Regions from separate parts of the Homo sapiens genome. Here region 1 is linked to region 2. The links are chromatin loops, found by intact Hi-C in ENCODE. Cell type or tissue: ascending aorta. All regions are shown on one strand. Each heading gives the region's core, and the rest is flanking DNA. Links, peaks and the distances in the headings are about the cores only.

The links. A loop is a pair of places that touch in the nucleus more often than their neighbours do. Peaks named below come from ENCODE experiments on the same cell type or tissue, not always from the same donor. Only the 100,000 strongest peaks of a DNase experiment are listed, where the experiment ranks them.
Region 1: it touches region 2 in a loop (2.6-fold over the local background); 4 of 110 quality-filtered maps call a loop at or near these places.

The regions. Positions count from the first base shown.
Region 1 is chr1:61,604,225-61,609,616 of GRCh38, reverse strand. No RefSeq gene overlaps it. Among named protein-coding and RNA genes, the nearest start is that of TM2D1, 120 kb to the left of the region's middle. RefSeq lists an enhancer at 2,277-3,476. In ascending aorta, for the core only: no CTCF peak of the experiment used is centred there; DNase peaks (open chromatin) are centred at 2,421 and 2,776; H3K4me3 peaks cover 835 bases; H3K27ac peaks cover 4,159 bases.
Region 2 is chr1:61,840,044-61,845,435 of GRCh38, reverse strand. All of the region lies in intron 17 of PATJ (PATJ crumbs cell polarity complex component), which reads right to left. Among named protein-coding and RNA genes, the nearest start is that of MIR12132, 3.3 kb to the left of the region's middle. In ascending aorta, for the core only: a CTCF peak has its summit at 2,322 (motif pointing right); no DNase peak of the experiment used is centred there; H3K27ac peaks cover 4,073 bases.

The DNA of each region.
Region 1 (5,392 bases), core at 229-5,228, 240 kb after region 2:
ATTCAGCCCAGTACTGAGTGCCCAGCTTCTGCTGGTACATATTGACTATGTTTTGTAGTACCTTTGGGGAATAGTCCCTTTCCTCCCTTATCAAGCCTTGGATGGTCTAACGCTGGTGGGATTATATCGTGACCTGATCCTAGTTATAGGCCTACTGGTAAGGGAGAAATTGGGAACAGGTCCTGAGGGGGCTATATGTTGTCTTTCAGATCAGAGGCCTCTTCATTGTCTTCAAGCAAGGAGAAGTTCTTGCTCTTATTAGGGAGGAATGGACATTTCTCAGGCTGAAAGAATTCAGAGAAGTCTAGGAGTTCAAAATTTGAAGGGGCATTCAACCACATGATTCCAAGTGTTCAGTCCTATTTGTTTCCCAGCCAAGGCCCTGACCCTGCATAACAGATATGCTTTGGTTGGTCATTTAACCTTTTCTGGTGCTTGGCCACTTTGACCTTAACTTTCTCTGCCCTCTCACCGCAGTAGATGACAGCCTCATTATGAGCTGCTAGGGAGCTAATTTCTCATTATATCCTCACATGGAAGAGGAGCGGGGAAAGCTCTCTGGAGTCTCAGCTGCCGTCTCCTGACTCCACCATCAAAAAGGCCGGTTATCCCATGGCCCAGCTTCTAGATTTCCCGGCTAGGGGTCAGAATACAAGCCATGGTGGTATCTGCCAACATGTTACTCTCTCCATGTGGTGCAATGGAAACCCCTTGCACATGGCTTGAAATGAACGTGGTAGATCCCTGCATTGTTAACTCCCCATCTTCTGCCAACTCACATATAAACCCCTTTATAGAAAAGTGTAGGAACTCAAAGTGCTGTTCAAAAAGTCCTAGATTATACCTGCCACTTAGAAAAAGAGAAGCCTGTCAATTTTACAGTCACTAAGTATGCTTTCTACTTAGTTGTTGCAAGGTCAGAAAGACCCACTTATCCAATTAGTGGGGACATGAGACAGTGATGGCTCTGTCTTAAAATAGATAGAAAGGATGATGCTGGGAAAAGAATTCTGACCCTAATTTAAGAAAGATGCTATTAAAATAATGAGTCAGTGTTTCAAATGATGTATCTAAGGAGATGTTCTAGCCAGTCTTGTAGGTTCTGTTCTTAAGAGCGAGATCTCTTTAACAGAGACCACCAGGAAGAGTGAAATGCAAGGATGGAGAGCTCACTTGCTCACAATGACATCAATCTTAGAACTTTTATACTCACCAGGGAAATTTCTTTGCTGAAAAAGTGTTAGATGGAAGAACAGTAGAGGTTACTCAGGCAGTAGTTATTACTGTTGTTTTCAATCAGCTTTCTTAGGTTGAAAGTATGAATGAATTTTTTCTGTATGAATAAAGAACACTTATTTGCTAAAAAAAATTAGCAATTTTTTTTGAGGAGTCTCATGCATCAGGCACTGAAGAAAGAATAGTAAAGAAGATATTAAAAGGGGACTTATAGACTATTAGTAGAAGAGAATGTTAAGAATATACTTAAAGAAATCTGTAGCATCACCTGTAGTATTTTTCCAATAAATTTGCCTTGAAGAACAGTGATTTTGTATTTTACCTCTTAATATACAGGCTACAAGACAATCTCAATTCAAAAGACAGTGAAAATTATAATAATAATGCCATAAATTATAACTGTAATAATAATTTTATTTTGTAAGTAATATTTATCGAGCACTCACTATATACTAGACTCTATGCCAAGCACATTTGTAGATTAGTTTATTTAATTTTTATAACAACACTTTTAGATAAGTTTATTATTTTTCTGTTTTTATAGACGTGAAATTTAAGGCACAATCATGGGATGGCAGTCTGATTCTTAACCATGGCTTCATGCAATCTGGGAGTGAAAACACTGCACGGATTCCCTCAGCTGTAGATGGAATCAGTTGTAAATGGGATCTGTCCTCAGGCGATTAGAGCAGCTAGCCCAAGTTTTCTTGGTTACAAGGGAAAGGCTTCTGGCGCTCACCTCGATTTTGTGATTTTTCATGTGTGTAAATGATAAGAATCTACTAGATTTTCTCCTAGAGCACATTTGTTCCATTAGTATTATCACCTTGGCCTGCTTTGTGTTTGAAAAATCAGTGACATCCTGTTGTAAGCTTTCATCTTGCTTCCCTCATATGAAATCGTACTCAGAGCAGCGAGGCATTTGAAAGCAATGAACTTCAGGGAATTGTCTAGGCATCTGGGAATAACAAAGCCTTCGTGAAATATTCTCACTGCCCGTGGGCTATGTGAGCCCCAAATGCATCACACCCTTTACAAGGGAGCCTCTTCCTTGCCTGGCAGAACTGAGATCCGCTCCAAGAACACTTCCTTGACTCTAGCTGGTGCCCACTGGTGCTCTATTGGTGGTTCCAAAACCTCCTCTTTCAGAGGCAGAAAGAAGCTCATGGTTCCACGGTGGGGTGCCAAGTACTTCACCCCACTGCTACGTACTTGACCGCATGGAGATGAATTTCAGGAATATCTGCTAGGAAAGAAAGACAGGACCTCATGCTGAGAGAAAAAGTCCCCCAAGTTGAGTTGGCGCTCTGGAAAACAACTGGATATGTCATTAGTCTTTATTACAGTTTCCACAGACTAAAAAAATTGTTTATAAAACAAAAGCAGCCTACAATTTGGTATGGTAACATTTTTTAGAATTTTGTTTTTGCACAGCAGAAAACAGGGCCGATGTGGTCATGGTGGAAATGAAGCCAGTTCTGTTACCCCAAAGCACCTCTCCTAAAACACTAATCTGAGTAAGCCAGGCCCGACGTTGCCAGGAACAGCCGGCAAGGCTCTTTGGAGAGACTTCCGGGACAAAACGCTCCAAACAACCACAGCAAAGCCCCACACCATGCAACAACTTGTACATGGCACACCCAGGCTCTGATGGCTCACATTTTTAGAAGTAGAAGAAAATCTACCAGTTCCCCTCCTTTCTTCCATTCCAGTGGGAGTTAATCACAGTTGTTATTTCCTGGACAGTATCTTGGTATACATGATTCTCGCCTTTCCTCTACCACGAAGACGTCCTAGGCAAATGGAGACATCTCTCTTGTTTGCAGTTCTTTGGTTCTCAGTCAGTGAAATATGCCAAGTGAAACATCCAAGTTTCCTGCTCGATGCTTTGGGCCAGATCATGTGAAAACTAAAGAAAATCCATGTTTCCTGGCTTGGAGAACAAGAGTAACCAGCTACTTATTAATCGCAAAGGAAGTGTTACAAAAAGGTTAGACTCATGGTGAGAAAGCAAAACTGTTTAGGAAATCTATTAAAATTTGGGGGTTGGGAGACCTCCTTTTGGTTTTTTCTTCATTTTCCATGTGACTAGAATAATTTATTTTTCCCTTTCCTGTCATTCTGAAATTAAATTCAGAAGTGCCTGCCGCAAGCAAGAAATTTTAGGGAACGTTCTTATATTTTAGAGGCTACTGTACTTTGGAAACTATTTGGATAGTTCTTACACCTATATTTTCTCAGGAAAATAAAAATAGATTCTTCATTTGTCTGATTCATTCAATGGCATGATGACTCAGGGCTGAACAAGGACAGACAAGTCTCTTGCCCTCAGCAATTTGTATGTTATAAGTGGGGGAGATATACAATCAACTTGTAAATTCAAAAATCTATAATTTAATTTCCAACAGCAATAACACTTTAAGGAAAAATAAGGCACTATATTAAGATAAGGATATAGAAAATGAATAGGTAAGGTGATTAGAGAAGACTTCTTGGAGGAGAAGATACCTGAGCAGAAAGACTGGAAGGAGTGAGCCATACATAGTTCTAGAGGAAAGGCATTCCCTAGACAGGCAAAGCCAGTGGCTGATGCCAGTGTGGAAGGGGAAGTGGTGGTGTTTGAGATTAGAAAGGTAAGCAGAGACCAAAGCCTGTAGGCTCCCGTTTAGCATGACAAGGCATTTATATTTTATTCCAAGTGTCATGGGAAGCTTTCGGGAGACTTTGTTTATTGTTAACTTGTTCTCTACTCAGTTCCAAAAAGAGGTAGAAATACTTTTATTTATTTATTCAGCAATTATTTATTGAGTATTAACCATATATCACCTGGGTTCAGTGCTAAAAGAGTTGTGACCTCTGTAACCAAATGACAGAATAAGAAAATAACATGAACAACTAGAAAAAAGTAGAATGTGGAAAGTTCCAGAAGAGAGGGAAAAATACTACTACTACTACTACTACTACTACTAATAATAATAATAATAATAATAATATAACAAGAACATGAACTACAAATATCAATGGAGTCCTTTTTGTGTATTCGGTACTCTATGTATTATCTCATAATGACTCAGTGTCTTATGTACTATTATTATTATTCTCTGAAGTCAGAAAAGCAAAGTAATACTATAGGTTAGAAAGTGAACAAGTCAAGAAGTCAGGATTTGAATCCAGGGTTGTCTGATTCCAAAGCACAAGGTTGACCAACTTAGAGGAAGGAGCTAACGAGATAAGCAATTGTGTTCTCCAATATTTCCTGAAAATAACAATGATCCTAAGTTTGGGAAACTCAATATGTATAGCTGCTGCTCATAGGAATAAAATATTTTATCTACTGCATGGGGGCCAGATTGATTTCAGGTATATATTCCAAAATTAAACAAGTATGGCATTGTAAAGATGAGTATTAATTTCTTTAAAAAATGATTACAAAACATTGCAAGGAAAACCGCCCACAAACTGTTATTTTTACTTCATGAAGCATGTTGCAATCTGTAATAACTGTGTCCTTTTTGTCCTTTCCTCATTTTTTTCTTTCCTCCCCCACTGTACTGTAGTCACCATAAGGGTAAAAACTAGGTCTTTCTTCCCCATGGTATCTCCAGAGCCTAACACAGTGCCTCAAACACAGTAGGGGCTCAATTACTATTTGTTGGATGAATGAATGAATGAAACTTCATTTCATTTCTTTGCAAGGCCTGCTTTTACTGCCATGTGGCACTCCAGATAGCATGCAGAGATGGCAGAGAGACTAATAAACACCTGAGGTATTTTGCGATTCATGGCTGACCAGTGCTGACCCTTTATTTAATTAAATCTTTCACTTGTGAGTGAATCATTTCTTCCATTAATTAAAATAGGATACACATGTGTCTCTGTAAAGTATGTGTCAAAAGAAAGCATTCCACCTAAAATATACAGGAGGCGCTGACCACCACGGCGAGTCATCCATCATAATCTGCTAAAAAGATGGGCTCTGGAATTAGAACTAACACAATCATCTTTTATGCCCTCAAAAATATTAGTTGCAGCTTCTCAACCAATCTATCAGCTCCTGCATTAATATAAGGAGGAATGCATAGGGTGAAGCCATAAGAGAACTGTTTAGTTTGGAGGGCAGAGCATGCCCCCCAGCACTCCAGGAATGCCATCATCT
Region 2 (5,392 bases), core at 130-5,129:
TATGTTTCTCTAGAATGACAAAATAACTAGAAATTTCTATCACCTTTCAGTTGAGCCATAATTATGAAGAATTAGTATTGTTTTTGGTCTACAGACTATACCTGACAAAACCACAGACTCAGGAGCTCAGCTCCATTTACTAACTGGGTGGTCATGAGTGAACTCCTTAACCTCAGCATCAGTTTTCCTTATCCATAAAACAAGGATGATTACAGGACCTACAGCCTGGAGGTTGTAGAAGATTTTATCAGTCAATATACCTAAAGTGTTTTAAACAATTCCTGACACAGAGTACAGTAGTCCCCCCTTATCTATAAGGAATACGTTCGAAGACCCCCAGCAGATACCTGAAACCACAGATAGTACCAAGTCCTATATATATTATGATTGTTCCCTTACATACTTACCTGTTGTATTAGTCCATTTTCACACTGCTCTAAAGAACTACCTGAGACTGGGTAATTTGTAAAAGAAAGGAGGTTTAATTAACTCACAGTTTCGCATGGCTGGGGGGCACCTCAGGAAACTCACAATCATGGTGTAACGCAAAGGGGAAGCAAGGCACATCTTACACAGCAGCAGGAGAGAGAGAGAATGAGGGGGGAGCTTCCACACACTTTTAAACCATCAGATCTTGTGAGAACTCACTCATTATCATAAGAACAGCATGGGGGAAACCATCCCCATGATCCAATTACCTCCCACCAGGTCCCTCCCCTGACACATGGGGATTATAATTTGAGATGAGATTTGGGTAGAGACACAGAGGCAAACCGTATCACCTATGATAACGGTTAATTTATAAATTAGGCACAGTAAGAGATTAATAACAATAATAAAAAAAGAACAAGTATAACAATACACGGTAATAAAATTTATGTGAATATGGTCTCTCTCAAAAATAGCTTAATATTTTCAGACTGCAGTTGACAGTGGGTAATTGATGCCATGGAAAGGGAAACCTCAAAAAAGAGGGAACTGTAAGCAGTACGTAATTGTTAGCTATTAAACCATGTGGCCATGTTTTCCAAATAAAAAATCAGAACACAAAGTTTTCAAAGGATTTTTCATTAAAATAAATAAAATTTGAAAGTTAAGGAAAATATTAAGCAATTTAGTTACAAAAGAAAATAAAAACATGAAATCAGGACTAACTTATTAATTCTGGGTTATTCACTGTGGCTGGAATGTCCAATCCCTTACTGTCCACACAGCAGACCTCAATTCCCCCTGGGGCCTCTCTGGATCCCAAGAAATAACACTCAGAGAGTCTTTTAGTCTTACTTTCACCATTGCTAAAATTATAACATATTGTACAGAGCTGTTGCCAAGTCTGTTCTCTTTATTCTGTTGTAATATATGCTTATTTGTCCGCTGTCTGTCTACTCCAAATTGAATTTAAACTCCATGAGGACAGACTTCATCTAATTTGTTCACTGCTAGCTCCCCAATGCCTAGAACAATACCTGGAAGAGGAGATGCTCAGCAAATATTTATTATATATAGGAGTATACCTTTTCATTTTTATAGTCTCCATACTGGCTCGTATCTTTTAAAGGTGAGAATGAATAACAAGCACAACAAATCTGTACCCAGATTCTATCTTTGAAAATCTTCATTATCATTATCATCATTTTTCAGTAAATATAATAGGAACACTGATTATTTTGAGTTAAGAAAAGCATAGGCATTTATATGCATTTTTTTTTTTTTTTTGAGACCTGATCTCACTCTGTCACCCAGGCTGAAGTGCAGTGGTGTGATCGCAGCTCACTGCAGCCTCTGAACTCCTGGACTCAAGCCTCCCGAGTAGCTGGGACTACAGGTGCACGCCACCATGCCTGACTAAGTTTTTTTGGTTTTGTAGAGACAGTTTCACTGTGTTGCCCAGGCTGGTCTTGAACTCTTGGCCTCAAGTAATCCTCCTGCCTCAGCCTCCCAGTGTTGGGATTACAGGCATGAGCCACCACACCCAGCCTATATTCATCTTTTTATTTAGTCCTTGTAATCTTATAAAGCAAATATTACTTCTATTTTAGATATTATCATTTTAGTAAACAGAGAATAAGAAAGACTAACAAGCTTGCCAAAGTCCCAAGAGTATATCCAGAATGCAAACCTGGACGTTTGGGAGCTTTCTGACTCGTAAGCTAGTCCTCTCAACCATACCATATGTTCAGTGCTGTACTGATAAATGTAATATCAGATTAAAATAAAATACAGAGGAAAGGGCTGAAAGGGAAACTTGAGCCCTAGAAATGGTGTGTAAAAATCAGCCAGTCAAGTCAATCTGCTTTCAAGCATCATTCACAGACTAGATGTTTGGTACCAGAAGGAGGCAGCACCACTTCCTGGCACTCACTGGGAAAGCCTGGCTTTTCTGGATCACTGCCTGCTCCAAATGACACTCACAAACAAGGTGGAGGAGCACAAATCATCACACCTTGAACAAACAGATTTCCAATACCTACTTGTTAATCTGATTCAATCACTCTGGCACACTCTAGGAAGGGCTATGACTTTATCTACTACCATGGTTCTTAATACTGACATCACACTCAACTGGGAACTCCAGAACACATCCATTGCTACAGGTAGAAGACTGGTGATGAAACACCTCTGGGGACCGAGTTTCTTCTTTCGATTAACTGTTCCTATTCCTTTTTTTTTTTAATAGCTGTTCTGTTTTTTAATTACATGAGGGACAGATGCATAGCCAGGCTGATACCCACTCACTTCCTGGATATCTTGAGCACTTTGCAGGAGAGATGTGATTACCAGTTATGGCAGTAAATCTGAGCACCTTTATGGCCACATTTTAGCTCTCCATGGCCATTCCAAAAACACTAATATTTATAGTTTGGCCACGTCTGAAACACTCACTAAAGGTAATACAGTAGATTCACCATCTTCAGGATCCTCTCCTCCTCAACAATGCCTTCAAGTATGAAGCAGAAACTGTCATGGATAAACACGTGTTAAAAGGAAAGCTACCCTATGAGAAAGCTGACAAGCATTTGCTGCTTGCCTGTTATTCTCTTTCGCCCCCACTAGACACAATGGGATTTTTTGCCACATTCGTATTCCAGAGCGATGAAATCCCTGCAAAGTTCAACATCAGGCCTGACTTAAGATCTTTGAGGCCTCCTGCTAACTTTATCCCCCTGCAGCTGCCTCACTAAGGCAAGCTTTTGATCTGTACTATCTGGATTTCAAGCTGATATACACACAGCCTCTTTGATCTCTTATTAAGTGGCTTCTGGTCTCCTGATGCCTTTAGTCTTGCTGCACTGAGGTTTTTGGAAGTCAGTCGTCATCCTGAGCACACTACAAACTGCACACACCAGGAGTGGGCTCCCTTCATTCACCCACTTTGCAGGCTTGAAAAGCAAAACTTAAGCCATGAGAGAATTTCCCCAGTAGCCACAATCAATCCACTCCATGAGCACACCACTAAGAATTATTTTTCAAATGAAGCAGCTTAAAATGATTTAAGGGATACAGAACTTTCCCATAGAGGGAAAGGAAGCAAATCCTCTGTGAAAAGAAATCTTCAGCCCAGTTGGCACTGGAACTTACAGTACTTTGATGTTAATAAAAATAAATGTGGATAGGAGTCAGGGATGGGCAAAAAGTAGCCTTTATCAGTTCCCCTAAGTTCCGTTAAGCAAAAAGTGACCTTTAAATGCAGCTGTGTGGTTTGTTCAACAGTAAGGCATATGATATATCTGCAAGACTACAGATACTGCCATTAGTAGCAGATTGACTGCATTTTGCTTAGTACCAATATCTTATATGGGTGACGTGGACCCAAAGAGCTCCCAAAAAAAAAAAAGGCAAGAGAAAAAAAAAACCTAGATGTCAGTGGCCATGTTATAAGATCCCTTGAGCATTAATGTGAAACTGTATAATAACTTATAGTACATGCCTATCCTTTATATTTTAGATTCTGGAAATAATATGGTTACATACCTGACTTTATAGTGTTACCACTCTATATACTATTAATGTGTTAAAATTATATCAATACCTATCAAATGCTAAATCCTACATTCTGTAAACTGATTAGCTAAGATGAACATGAAGACAGTAGGCTTGCACAGGCTATTGAAAACTATATACTGATATTAGCATTTACTCAAATTCTCAAATCTCTTGGTAAAAATTAAAGTCCTAATGCCCTCCCCCCAACCCCACCACTTTAAGCTAAATTCTCTAATAAACAAAAGTAAAACAAGATTAAAATTTGTGGAAGAAGAAATAAATAAATAAAATTAAGTGGAAGAAATAGAAATAGAGTTTGGGGCACTAATATCATAGTCTGAATATAAACACTTTATGCCCACTTAGCTACAAAGGCCAATAAATTAATTACCGCCATATATAAAGTTGAAACAAAATTGATAGTTATATATTGCTATCACTTAATCTGTCCACATCATAGAAAACCATTAGCAAATTCATGAATTACACACCTGCTTACACTATCTTCCATGAGAATTATCGGAATAAAGAAATAACTCTACATAAGAAAGGATCCATTTTAAGTGGTCTAAATATATTTGAGTCTCACAAACTTAAATGCAAGCTATTTGGTAAATATGTACCAAAATTTAAAAGATACAGTATGCTCTTCTGATGAGTAATTCCACTTCTAGGAATTTATCACCTACCTATTACAAGATTTATTCCCACCTTTTAACAAAAGAGTATCACAAAAATATCCACTAAAGCCTTACTTAAAATGCCCACCAACTGGGTACAGGAGGCTGATGAAATAAATTATTGTACATCAACAATAAAAATACTATGTAGTCATTAAAAAGAGGTAGCTCTATAAGTACCAAAATGAAAGAGCATATAATTTTAAGAAAAAAAATACAGAGCCTTTAAAGTGTGTATGATATAATCCATTTATATGTCAAAGTTTTTTTAAAATTAAATAAGTACTATTACTTATATAACCATGTATATATAAAATGTTTCTGGAAGGATGGACAAGAAAAACCAAGGTTTTTTACCTGGAAGAAGTAAGGGATTATGGTCAGAGGTAGATTTACTTGTCACAGGATATCTTTATACACCTTTGAATTTTTCTGCCATATGTATGTATTACCTATTTTTAAAACATTTTCAATGTGCTCAGAAAGTCATTCTGTTGTGCATAGGGTAAGGAAAAAGACAACTTAAAGACATACATGAAATGTATACAATCCCGTCCTACAACTTTTATAAATCTTTTAAAAAGAGAATTCTAACAGAGTTAATAGGCAGTCAAAACTACACACTAGATTTTTTGCACAAATACTAAGGCATACTATATTCAAGACTCAGTAACACTGCAATATTTTATATTTTGGTTTTATAACCCATTTCCTCTTTTAAGAAAAAT